3 separate regions of the Homo sapiens genome follow, and regions 1 and 3 are each linked to region 2. The links are chromatin contacts, found by Hi-C or POLR2A ChIA-PET in ENCODE. All regions are on one chromosome and are shown on one strand. Each heading gives the region's core, a stretch centred on a gene start or an enhancer-like site at or near the end of the contact. The rest is flanking DNA. Distances are from core to core; before and after follow the strand shown.

Region 1 (4,104 bases), core at 1,042-3,541, 74 kb before region 2:
GAAGTAAAACCTAAAGGAGGCTTCCAGCAGAGGTTGTCTCATTTCTGAAAAGAGACACAAAAAAGGACTCATATCTTCTTTCTTTCTCCTGGTGTTTATAACAGGATATGATTTTGGAAACGGCTACAAGTATTTTGCTACCAACCCGAAGAGGAAGCCAACACGGGTGGAAGGGAGCCCTTGGCATAATATGCCTGGAATGTCTGCTATTGGCACTAATACAGTGCTTTATTAGCATCCAACTAGACAAGTGTTTCCTGTTATTTGCTGTTCAAATCATGCTACATGATTCTGGTCCCTTTTACATACTTCTCTCATTTTGATTGATTGAGCCCAGCAATGTTCCACTTTCCAAAGAGGGAGAATGAACTGTAGGTAACCAATGTTTTATCACATAAAACCTCAAGATTGAAAAACACAAAGTATGTCTTTATTATTTTCATTTATAGCACTTTCCAAGTCATATAATATTAAGCATCAAAGAATTTATAATAAAAATGTGTATGCTCTATTGAGTACCAAAATACTAATACTATAGAAAAATCCTGACCACTCCATCTGGTAGCCAACAATAAATAAATAAGAAGAGAAGAATTCCTATTTATACTTTAAAAATCAAAGCCCTTCAGTTGGAATTATCTTGCTGTGTATCTTGCTCTCAGGCTGGAGTGCAGTGGTGTGATCATAGCTCACAGCAGCCTCAAACTCCTGGGCTCAAGTTATTCTCCCAGCTCAGCCTCCCGAGTAGCCAGGACTATAGGTGCAACCACCACACTTGGCTAATTTTTTATTTTTTATTTTTGTAGAGACAAGGTCTCACCATCTTCTCAGGCTGATCTCAAACTCCCAGGCTCAAGCAATCCCCCTTCCTGTGCCTCCCAAATTGCTGGGATTACACATGTGAGCCACTCTGCCTGACCTCAAATGGATTTTTAAATGGTTTGCTTGTTTATCACAATGATTACTCATTCACTGATTGAGTAATCTGCCTTTCCACATTAATCTGAATCATCTTATCAAATATTAAATTTTTATGCATATATGTGGGGGTATATTTGGTTTTCTATTCTATTCCATTGATTTGTCTTTCCATTCATGCATTAATAAAACACAGCCTTTTATTTACTGAAGTTTTGTACTATTTAGGACATAGATAGGACTAATGCTTTTCCTTTTTTTTCTTTTTTTTAAATTTTACTTTAAATTCTGGGCTACATGTGCAGAATGTGCAGGTTTGTTACATAGTATACATGTGCCATAGTGGTTTGCTGCACCCATAAACCCCTTATCTAGGTTTTAAGCCCTGTATACATTCAGTATTTGTGCTGATGCTCTCCCTCCCCTTGCTCATCACCCCCGGCAGGCCCAGGTGTGTGATGCTCACCTCCCTGTGTCCATGTGTTCTCACTGTTCAACTCCCACTTATCAGTGAGAACATGCAGTATTTGGTTCTGTTCCTGTGTTAGTTTGCTGAGAACAATGGCTCCCAGCTTCATCCATGTCCCTACAAAGGACAGGAATTCCTTCTTTTTTATGGCTGCATAGTATTCCATGGTGTATATGTACCACATTTTCTTTATCCAGTCTATCATTGATGGGCATTTGGGTTAGTTCCAAGTCTTTGCTATTGTAAATAGTGCTGCAATAAATACATGTGTGCATGTGTCTTTATAATAGAATGATTTATAATCCTTTGGGTATATACCCAGTAATGGGATTGCTGGGTCAAATGGTATTTCTGGCTCTAGATCCTTGAGGAATCACCACACTGTCTTCCACAATTTCTCATGCCTGTTTTTTGTATAGGTTGTGGTTTAGAAATTTTTTTTTTTTTTTTTTTTGAGATGGACTGTCACACTTGTTGTCCAGGCTGGAGTACACTGGCGCGATCTCAGCTCACTACAACCTCTGCCTCCCGGGTTCAAGCAATTCTCTTACCTCAGCCTCCCGAGTAGCTGGGATTACAGACGTACACCACCACACCCAGCTAATTTTTGTATTTTTAGTAGAAACGAGGTTTCACCGTGTTGGCCAGGCTGGTCTCAAACTCCTCACCTCAGGTGATCAAACCACCTCGGCCTCCCACAGTGCTGGGATTACAGGTGTGAGCTACTGCGCCCAGCCAGGAATCATTTTTACATGGCTCTAAAAAATCAAAAAACAAATTATTTTTTCTTACACATAAAATTATGTACAATTCATTTTGTGTTTATAAATAAAGTTATATTGGGACAGTGCAGTACCATTCAGTTATGTATTCCCTCTGACTAATTTTGCACTGTAATCATTGAGTGAGTAGTTTCGACAGAGACTGCATGACACAGAACGTAAAATATTTACTATCTGGCACTTTATAGAAAAAGCTTGCCTGACTGTTGCTCTGAATCACCAGGAAGAGCTAATTTACTTTGAATACACTATGATATCTATAAAAAAAATTTCCAACAAAATCATCACTTAAGGATACAATTTTTTTTCTTTTTTTTTTTTTTTTTTGAGAAAGAATTTTGCTCTGTTGCCCAGGCTGGAGTGCAATGGCGCAATGTCAGCTCACTGCAACCTCCACCTCCACCTCCTGGGATCAAGCAATTCTCCTGCCTCAGCCTCTCGAGTAGCTGGGATTACACCACGCCCAGCAAATTTTTGTATTTTTAGTACAGACAAGGTTTCACCATGTTGGCCAGGCTTGTCTCAAACTCCTGACCTCAGGTGATCAATCTGCCTTGGCCTCCCAAAGTCCTAGGATTACAGGTGTGAGCCACCTTGCCCAGCGGATACAATTTAATTTAAATTTTTTTTGTCATAGAACTGTGTACTTCCTTCAGTGCAAAATAGCTGAATCTATGACTTTAGTATAGTTGCAACTCACTAAAAAGTGATTTCCTCACGTCCAAAATAGAATGAAAAGACATTAAAACATTTCTGATTGATACGTTTATATTTTCCAGTGTACATTCAGTGATACTTAATAAATTAAGACAGGACTGAAACTTCACATGGGCTAGCTATAAAAGTTTTCCATCTAGTGGGCCAATGATTGGCCTTATATATTACCTATAGTATTTTTCTCTACTATAGGTTCTCTGATTCAACATTAAGTCTAGTGTCCTTGATCATAATTTTTTATTTTATTATATGTATTGGATTTCTCCCCAGTGTATTTCTCAGGTTTGACAGAAATATCACTGCAGGCCAGGCACAGTGGTTCACACATGTAATCCCAGCACTTTGGGAGGCCAAGGGGGACAGATCACTTGAGCTCAGGAGTTTAAGACCAGCCTGGCCAACATGGTGAAACCCCTTGTCTAAAAAAATTATAAAAATTATACGCATGGTGGTGTGCAACTGTAATCCCAACTACTCAGGAGGCTGAGGTGGGAGGATAACTGCAGCCCAAGAGTTTGAGGCTGCTGTGAGCTATGATCATACCACTGCACTCCAGCCTGGGTGACAGAGGTTCTGTCTCCAAAAAAAAAAATTAAATTACATTAAAATATATACATAATAAAAATAATAAAAACCCATTTGACCCATACCTAACAACCTAAATCAAATCACATCTCAGGAATACATTTAAATAATATTATTTAAATGTAAAAAAGAAAACCCAAACCATGCCAGAGGAAACCACTACCAAATATTTTATAGTCATGGGATGAGGAGGGCATTCCTAAGAACTAAACAAAATCCAGAGGCAATAAACATAAAAAGATTCATGAATTCACCTCATAGACATTAAAAATATCTACATAGCAAATACCACCCAAACAATGTAAAAAACAAAGGACACACTGGAAAGAAGTATTTGTGGCTTATTTTACAAACAACACACTAATATTTATAATATATCAAGAGGTACTACAAATCAATAACAACCTAATGGACAACAGCCTAAATAGACAGGTCACAGAAAGTGCAATATAAATTGTGTATACATATGAATGAAAAGGCATTGGAAAACACATATGGGAATCCAATAAGAAGATATTCAGTGCCACTTGTAATAAGATAAACGCAAATTAAAGCAGCACTAGGAAACCATTTTTCATCTATCAATAAGACTGACAAAAATTAAAAATATTTGATACTCATTATTGGTGAGAG
Region 2 (4,075 bases), core at 996-3,495:
GACGCGATCACGGCTCACTGCAAGTTCCGCCTCCTGGGTTCACACTATTCTCCTGCCTCAGCCTCCCGAGTAGCTGGGACTACAGGTGCCTGCCACCACGCCCGGCTAATTTTTTGTATTTTTAGTAGAGACAGGGTTTCACCGTGTTAGCCAGGGTGGTCTTGATCCCCTGACCTCATGATCCGCCCTCCTCGGCCTCCCGAAGTGCTGGGATTACAGGCGTGAGCCACCACGCCCTGCTGCAATTTTTGTATTTTTAGTAGAGATGGGGTTTCACTATGTTGACCAGGCTGGTCTTGAGCTCCTGACCTCGGGTGATCCACCTGCCTCAGCCTCCCAAAGTGTTGGGATTACAGGAGTGAACCACCGCGTCCGGCTTTTTTTTTTTTCTTTTTGGACAGGGTCTCACTCCGATTGCCCAGGCTGGAGTGCAGTGTCACGATTTTGGCTCACTGCAGCCTCGACCTCCCCGGGCTCAGGTGATCCTCCCGAGTAGCTGGAACTTCAGATGGGTGCCACATAGCCCAGCTAATTTTTCATATTTTTTTGTAGAGACGGGGTTTCACCATATTGCCCAGGCTGTGACTTCTGGGCTCAAGCGATCCTCCCACCTCGGCCTCCCAAAGTACTGGGATTGCAGGTGTCAGCCACCGCACCCGGTAGAGTTTTTTGCTGTTGTTTTTTGTTGGTTTGTTTTTTGTTTTTTTGTTTTTTCTTGAGACGGAGTCTCGCTCTGTTGCCCAGCCTGGAGAGCAGTGGCGCCATCTCGGCTCACTCCAACCTCCTTCTCCCAGGATCAAGCGATTCTCCTGCCTCCGCCTCCCTAGTACCTGGGATTACAGGCACGCGCGCCAGGCTAATTTTTGTATTTTTAGTAGAGATGGGTTTCACCATGTTGGCCAGGCGGGTCTGAAACTCCTGACCTCAAGTGATGGGCCTTGGCCTCCCAAAGTGCAGGGATTACAGGCGTGAGCCAACGCGCCTGGCAGTTTGCATTTTTAAGGAGTTCTCAGGTGATGCTGATTCTGCTGATCGCGGGACTCCGCTTTGAGATCAGCTCTCCTAGGGTATCTAAGTGACGGGGCAGACCCGCAAAAGAGATTTAGTGGAAGATGGCCCCCTAGAGGAGCTGGCCTGGGATTCCTGGGACTTCTAAACCTACAGTGCACAAATGTCCTAGATTTTCCACCTTTGGTTGCTTCTAGCCACAATCTTCCTTCCCAACCACATCTTGCCCTTTCTACTCACAAACCAGGAGGCACACCCAGGGTTTTTTTTAACATGGTGATTTGCAGAACTGTCCTAGGCCTTCAGACTAAGGAGCTGGAGTGATCCTGAAAGATCCCGGAAGCGAAACTCGCCTTTCCGGGCACCTGGGTGAAGGAAGCTTTTCCTACCAGGGCCCCTAAAGCCACTCACCTCGATTTCTGCGGATCCAAAGGTGGAAAGACACTGTCCCGATCAGGAGCATCGCAAGGGTCTGGAGAAAGGGCCATCCATAAATGAAGATCAGGACTCCGTATTCTGAGACTGTTTCAATCACAAATAAGACTCGGAACAGCCTCTGGAAGGCCGACAGCATTTCGCGTTTCTGGCCTGGGAAAGTAAGGGTGCGCTAAGGCACGAGTAGTACAGCTCCTCCCGCCACCGCAGAGCCCGCCGGCGGGAAGAGACCAGACACCGACGGAGAAGCGAAGTTCAGGACGCGAAGGAAAGGGCCACTTCGGGTCGGGGTCAACCCAGACTGGACCAATGCACAGTCTAGGTGGATTAACGCGCCACCGCGAGAAGTGGGCACGGGACCACATGCGGCTGGCAAGACGTCCCAGGGCTCAAGCTCCAGGCTCGGTCACCAAACAACGGTGATAACATCCACAACGCCACGTAAACCATCTTTGGGCCTTGATCGTTTTCCAATAACCGACTGAACTGAGGGCGTGACCAAACGACAAGAACCGGAGGAGAGGACCCGGAGAACGGAGCAGCATCCCGCCGCCCGCCTCCAGGAAAGCCCGAGGCACTGTAGCAGGAGGGTCTGGGCTCCGCGCCTTAATTACACCGCCCTGGACCCGCCTCTTCCGCCGCTCGCTCCTCTGACCGGCACCCGAAGGTGCTGTCCCGCCCACGGACTCGCTCACACTCCGTTTCTTCGATCCTTTAGACGACTTTTTACCGTTCAGGGATGCTCTCCGTTACCGCCTCTGCCATTTGGTTGCCCTCCCTGCGGTCCAAGGGCCTGGAACACTCCCCAGGGCTGCCAGGCCAGCGCTTTCCAGGGGCTCCAGCCTACAGCGCCGCCACCTGGGGCTGGAGCCAGAAACGCAGGGGCCGGGGGCTCACCGGCTGCCAAGTAGAGGGCGTCGAAAATGGGGCTGGGTGTGTAAGAATGCTTGTGATTTTTGCACACTGATTTTGTATCCCGAGACTTTGCTGAAGTTGCTTATCAGCCTAAGGAGATTTCGGGCTGAGAAGATGAGGTTTTCTAAATATACAATCATGTCATCTGCAAACGGACAATTTGACTTCCTCTTTTCCTAATTGAATATTCTTTATTTCTTTCTCCTGCCTGATTGCCCTGGCCAGAACTTCCAACACTATGTTGAATAGCAGTGGTGAGAGAGGACATCCCTGTCTTGTGCCAGTTTTCTAAGGGAATGCTTCCAGTTTTTGCCTATTCAGTACGATATTGGCTGTGGGTTTGTCATAAACAGCTGTTATTATTTTTAGATACGTCCCATCAATACCTAATTTATTGAGTGTTTTTAGCATGAAGCGCTGTTGAATTTTGTCAAAGGCCTTTTCTGCATCTATTGAGATAATCATGTGGTTTTTTTTCTTTGGTTCTGTTTATATGATGGATTATGTTTATTGATTTGCATATGTTGAACCAGCCTTGCATCCCAGGGATGAAGCCCACTTGATCATGGTGGATAAGCTTTTTGATGTGCTGCTGGATTTGGTTTGCCAGTATTTTATTGAGGATTTTTGCATCGATGTTCATCAGGGATATTGGTCTAAAATTCTCTTTTTTTGTTGTGTCTCTGCCAGGCTTTGGTATCAGGATGATGCTGGCCTCATAAAATGAGTTAGGGAGGATTCCCTCTTTTTCTATTGATTGGAATAGTTTCAGAAGGACTAGTACCAGCTCTTCCTTGTACCTCTGGTAGAATTCGGCTGTGAATCCTTCTGGTCCTGGACTTTTTTGGTTGGTAGGCTATTAATTATTGGCTCAATTTCAGAGCCTGTTATTGGTCTATTCAGGGATTCAGTTTTTTCCTGGTTTAGTCTTGGGAGGGTGTATGTGTCCAGGAATTTATCCATTTCTTCTCGATTTTCTAGTTTATTTGCATAGAGGTGTTTATAATATTCTCTGATGGTAGTTTGTATTTCTGTGGGATCAGTGGTGATATCCCCTTTATCATTTTTTATTGCGTCTATTTGATTCTTCTCTCTTTTCTTCTTTATTAGTCTTGCTAGCTATCAATTTTGTTGATCTTTTCAAAAAAGCAGCTCCTGGATTCATTGATTTTTTGAAGGGTTTTTGTGTCTCTATCTCCTTCAGTTCTGCTCTGATCTTAGTTATTTATTGCCTTCTGCTAGCTTTTGAATGTGTTTGCTCTTGCTTCTCTAGTTTTTTTAATTGTGATGTTAGGGTGTCAATTTTAGATCTTTCCTGCTTTCTCTTGTGGGTATTTAGTGCTATAAATTTCCCTCTACACACTGCTTTAAATGTGTCCCAGAGATTCTGGTATGTTGTGTCTTTGTTCTCATTGGTTTCAAATAACATCTTTATTTCTGCCTTCATTTCATTATGTACCCAGTAGTCATTCAGGGGCAGGTTGTTCAGTTTCCATGTAGTTGAGCAGTTATGAGTGAGTTTCTTAATCCTGAGTTCCAGTTTGATTGCACTGTGGTCTGAGAGACAGTTTGTTATAATTTCTGTTCTTTTACATTTGCTGAGGAGTGCTTTACTTCCAACTATGTGGTCAATTTTGGAATAAGTGCGGTGTGGTGCTGAGAAGAATGTATATTATGTTGATTTGGGGTGGAGAGTTCTGTAGACGTCTGTTAGGTC
Region 3 (3,673 bases), core at 1,032-3,531, 110 kb after region 2:
TACTTGTACCCAAATTGGATTGTGTTTTAATGGACAATGGCTATATTTTCCCCATGTCAAAAGAATACCAATGAAAGCAGCTGTTTTTCAAGTTCCTAGGGGTCCAGTTGTCCAGAATCCCCAAGGATAAGATGCTCCCTATAAGAGCAGAACCTTAACCTCACTCAGTGACATCGTAGGAACCTCTAGCTGTGGAATTTCTTAGGAACTCAAACTTTCAAAAGCATCCAGAGAGTCAAAGCTGGGGGAAAAAAAGCACATAAAAATAACAAAATTTTTAGGCCAGGCGCAGTGGCTCACGCCTTAATCTCAGCACTTTGGAAGGCCAAAGCAGGTGGATCATGAGGTCAAGCATTCAAGACCAGCCTGGCCAACATAGTGAAACCCTGTCTCTACTAAAAATACAAAAAATTAGGTGGGCGTGGTGGTGGGTGCCTGTAATCCCAGCTACTTGGGAGGCTAAGGCAGGAGAATCGCTTGAACTCGGGAGGCGGAGGTTGCAGTGAGCCAAGATCGCGCCACTGCACTCCAGCCTGGGTGACAGAGCAAGACTCCGTCTCAAAAAAATAAATAAATAAATAACAACAATAATAAAATTTTTTATTATTTTTAATTTAATTAATTTATTTAGAGATGGAATTTCGCTCTTGTTGCCCAGGCTGGACTGCAATGGCACAATCTCGGCTCACTGCAACCTCTGCCTCCCAGGTTCAAGCAATTCTTCTGCCTCAGCCTTCCTGAGTAGCTGGGATTACAGGCATGCGCCACCACACCCGGCCAATTTTGTATTTTTAGTAGAGACGGGGTTTCTCCATGTTGATCAGGCTGGTCTTGAACTCCTGACCTCAGGTGATCCGCCCGCCTCGTCCTCCCAAAGTGCTGGGATTACAGGCATGAGCCATGGCACCCAGCCATAAAATTTATTTTTTATATTCTACTAATAAATGCTGTTGTACTTGGGCATGATCAATCATATAACTGTCATTTTTTGGTTTTATGCTGTTTTGGTTTGGTTTTTGCCAACTATATTCACATTTACAAACTAACTAAATAAAATCATTTTATTTAAAAAAAAAAGTAGTCCCGAACCCTTCCACCCTTCATTTTCCACTCCCAAGATGTAACCTTTTCATCTTTTAGCCATTAATAACTTGCTTATACTGCAATTTCTTGGTTTTAAAAATTTGACATTTACTGACTTCCCACTATAAGGAAGATTAATTCAGTTTTTGCATACCTGTGACAGTCGGACCCTCAGGGTTGTCCTGTGGCCCCCCACCTCCTGAGGTTCATATCTATGTAGTAAGGAATTTAACCTAACCCAAAGAAAAGTCTCACCTTTGCCCTTGGCTTCTGAAAGGTAATGGCTGAATTCTTGGAATGTGCCAGAAAGTATAACAATGTGATTTATGGTGGGGTCTTTGGGTCATGGTATCAGCTTATACTGTTTGCCTTCCAGAGGAGCTGGAGACTGAGGTTAGACATATGTCCAGCCAACCATGAGCTGCAGTAAGAACTCTGGACATGGCTCAGGTGAGCTTCCCTGGCTGGCAATATTCTGCGTGTATTGGCACACATTGATGCCAAGAGAATAACATGTCCATGACTCCACCAAAAGACAACAGAAAGTGCTGTGTTTGCTACTCTCTTAAACTCTGCCTTACGCACTTCTTCCTTTGGCTGATTTAAACTTGCATGCTTACTATATAATAAACTGCAACCATGAGCATAGTGGTTTTAGTGAGTTCTGTGAGTCTTTCATCAAACCTCAGGGTGGTTTTAGGAATCCCTTGAAATTGCAATTGTTGACAGAAATGAGGGTGGTCTTATGGGAACTGTTTTCCCCCTAACTGTATCGCTGGCATCTGAGACAACAAGAACACCCTTGAGTGATTCCTCTCCTCTTGGGTATGAGAGGGACCTTTGACTTGCTTCCAATCAATAGAATACAGTACAGGCAACGGACTGTACATAATTATGTGTATGTAATTGTGTTAAACAAGTTTGTAGCACTCCTCTTGCTGGAGTACCTCCCTTGCTGGCTTTGAAGAATCGAGCTACTGTTGTGGGCTGCCTATGTTGGGAGGCTCACATGGTAAGGAACTGAAGACAGCTTCTAGGAACTGAGGGCAACCTCTGGCTGACAGCAAGAAACTGAAGCCCTCAGTCCTACAAATGTAAAGGAACTAAATTCTGCCAACAAAAATGGTTCCTTCTCCAGTCAAGCCTCAGATGAGGCTACAGCGCTGGCTGACGTCTTAATTATAGCCTTGAGAGACTCTGAGCAGAGCCACACCCAGAATTTTGGCCCACTGAAAATGTGAGATAATAAATATGTGTTGTTTTAAGCCTCTAAGGTTGTGGTTAATTGTTACACAGGAAACTAATGTAATCTCCCTACCACTGTCACCATACAGGAACTAAGCCTATTGTCCTATCCTAACCACAGAGTGGGTAATCATAATTTCTTTCTTTCTTTTCACATTAAAAAAGTTTTTTTTTAATTTTTTTTTTTTTTTTGAGATGGAGTCTCGCTCTGTCACCAGGCTGGAGTGCAGCGGCACTGTCTTGGCTCACTGCAACCTCTGCCTCCTGGGTTCAAGCGATTCTCCTGCCTCAGCCTCCCAAGTAGCTGGGATTACAGGCACGTACCACCATACTCATCTAATTTTTGTATTTTTAGTAGAGATGAGGTTTCACCATGTTGGCCAGGCTGGTCTTGAACTCCTGACCTCATGATCTGCCCGCCTTGGCCTCCCAAAGTGCTGGAATTACAGGGGTGAGCCACCGCCCCTGGTTTTTAATTTTTTTAAAGTCGACAACAGTCCATAACTTCAATAAGATTAATAGTCAATGGTTACATTACTATGACTTTGTCAATACTTAAACAGCTGAGCAATATTCTTATATCAGACTTTTCTTTCATGCATTCATTTTTCTTATGGAGTTAAAAATTGCTTAGATTGGCTGGGCACAGTGCTCACATCTGTAATCTTAGCACTTTGGGAGGCTGAGATGGGTGTATCACCTGAGGTCAGGAGTTTGAGACCAGCTTGACCAACATGGTGAAACTCTGTCTCTACTAAAAATACAAAAATAATTAGCCAGGCATGGTGGCGTGCAACTGTAGTCCCAGCTACTTGGGAGGCTGAGGCAGGAGAATTGCTTGAACCGGGAGGAGGAGGGTGCAGTGAGCCAAGATCGTGCCACTGCACTCCAGCCTGGGCGACAGAGTGAGACTGTCCCAAAAAAAAAAAAAATTGCTTAGATTATTTTATTTGCATAGTGGTTTATTTATCATTAATTGTCCCCAAAACTCTTCAAATGTCTAATGTTTCTCTTAGTATGTTCAAACATAGTAGGCTGTTAAACAAGATGTATAAAGCAAAAACCATAAAAAATTCAACTCCAATTTATTCTCAAAAGCTTGAATGAGAAAAGAAATCAACTCCATTAAAATTTAAAAATCTTTACAATAAACAAAACAATACAAAACAAAAAAACCTTGTTTACTAAAAGACACCAAAAAATGTGCAGACAACCCATATGGCAGAAGTTATTTGTTACACAGACAACGAATGAAAGATAAATACCCCAAATATATTAAGAACTTCCCAAAACAATGAGAAGAAAACTAACCCATAAGAAAATGTGCAAAATATATGAACAGGAA

The links. A loop is a pair of places that touch in the nucleus more often than their neighbours do. ChIA-PET counts read pairs that join two places held with the same protein, here RNA polymerase II (POLR2A). Pooled maps may share reads with other maps.
Region 1: a map of MCF 10A shows a loop between it and region 2 (14-fold over the local background). The contact joins the enhancer-like site here to the promoter of C6orf147 in region 2. A Hi-C loop is called at or near these places in 1 of 168 maps with a recorded cell type or tissue (MCF 10A) and 3 of 50 pooled maps. POLR2A ChIA-PET finds 5 or more read pairs at or near these places in 6 of 52 experiments (A673, BJ, H1 and 3 more).
Region 3: a pooled map shows a loop between it and region 2 (2.7-fold over the local background). The contact joins the enhancer-like site here to the promoter of C6orf147 in region 2. A Hi-C loop is called at or near these places in 1 of 168 maps with a recorded cell type or tissue (endothelial cell of hepatic sinusoid) and 3 of 50 pooled maps. POLR2A ChIA-PET finds 5 or more read pairs at or near these places in 1 of 52 experiments (activated naive CD4-positive, alpha-beta T cell).

The regions. Positions count from the first base shown.
Region 1 is chr6:73,234,005-73,238,108 of GRCh38, forward strand. All of the region lies in intron 4 of LOC122539213 (KHDC1-KHDC1L), which reads right to left. Among named protein-coding and RNA genes, the nearest start is that of KHDC1L, 11 kb to the left of the region's middle. Within about 2 kb of position 2,292, at least 2 of the 41 ENCODE cell types and tissues checked have a DNase peak (open chromatin) inside an H3K27ac peak, as active enhancers do.
Region 2 is chr6:73,308,133-73,312,207 of GRCh38, forward strand. It overlaps C6orf147 (chromosome 6 open reading frame 147), which reads right to left and starts at 2,246. Exons shown (of 5, transcript NR_027005.4): 1 at 2,174-2,246; 2 at 1,420-1,596. It overlaps LOC122539213 (KHDC1-KHDC1L), which reads right to left and starts at 2,027. Exons shown (of 7, transcript NR_173146.1): 1 at 1,420-2,027. It also overlaps a transcript of KHDC1 not described here. RefSeq lists enhancers at 1,545-1,614, 2,135-2,394.
Region 3 is chr6:73,420,315-73,423,987 of GRCh38, forward strand. CGAS (cyclic GMP-AMP synthase) reads right to left here. Exons shown (of 5, transcript NM_138441.3): 5 at 3,397-3,673. Among named protein-coding and RNA genes, the nearest start is that of DDX43, 27 kb to the left of the region's middle. RefSeq lists a silencer at 1,272-1,566. Within about 2 kb of position 2,282, at least 4 of the 41 ENCODE cell types and tissues checked have a DNase peak (open chromatin) inside an H3K27ac peak, as active enhancers do.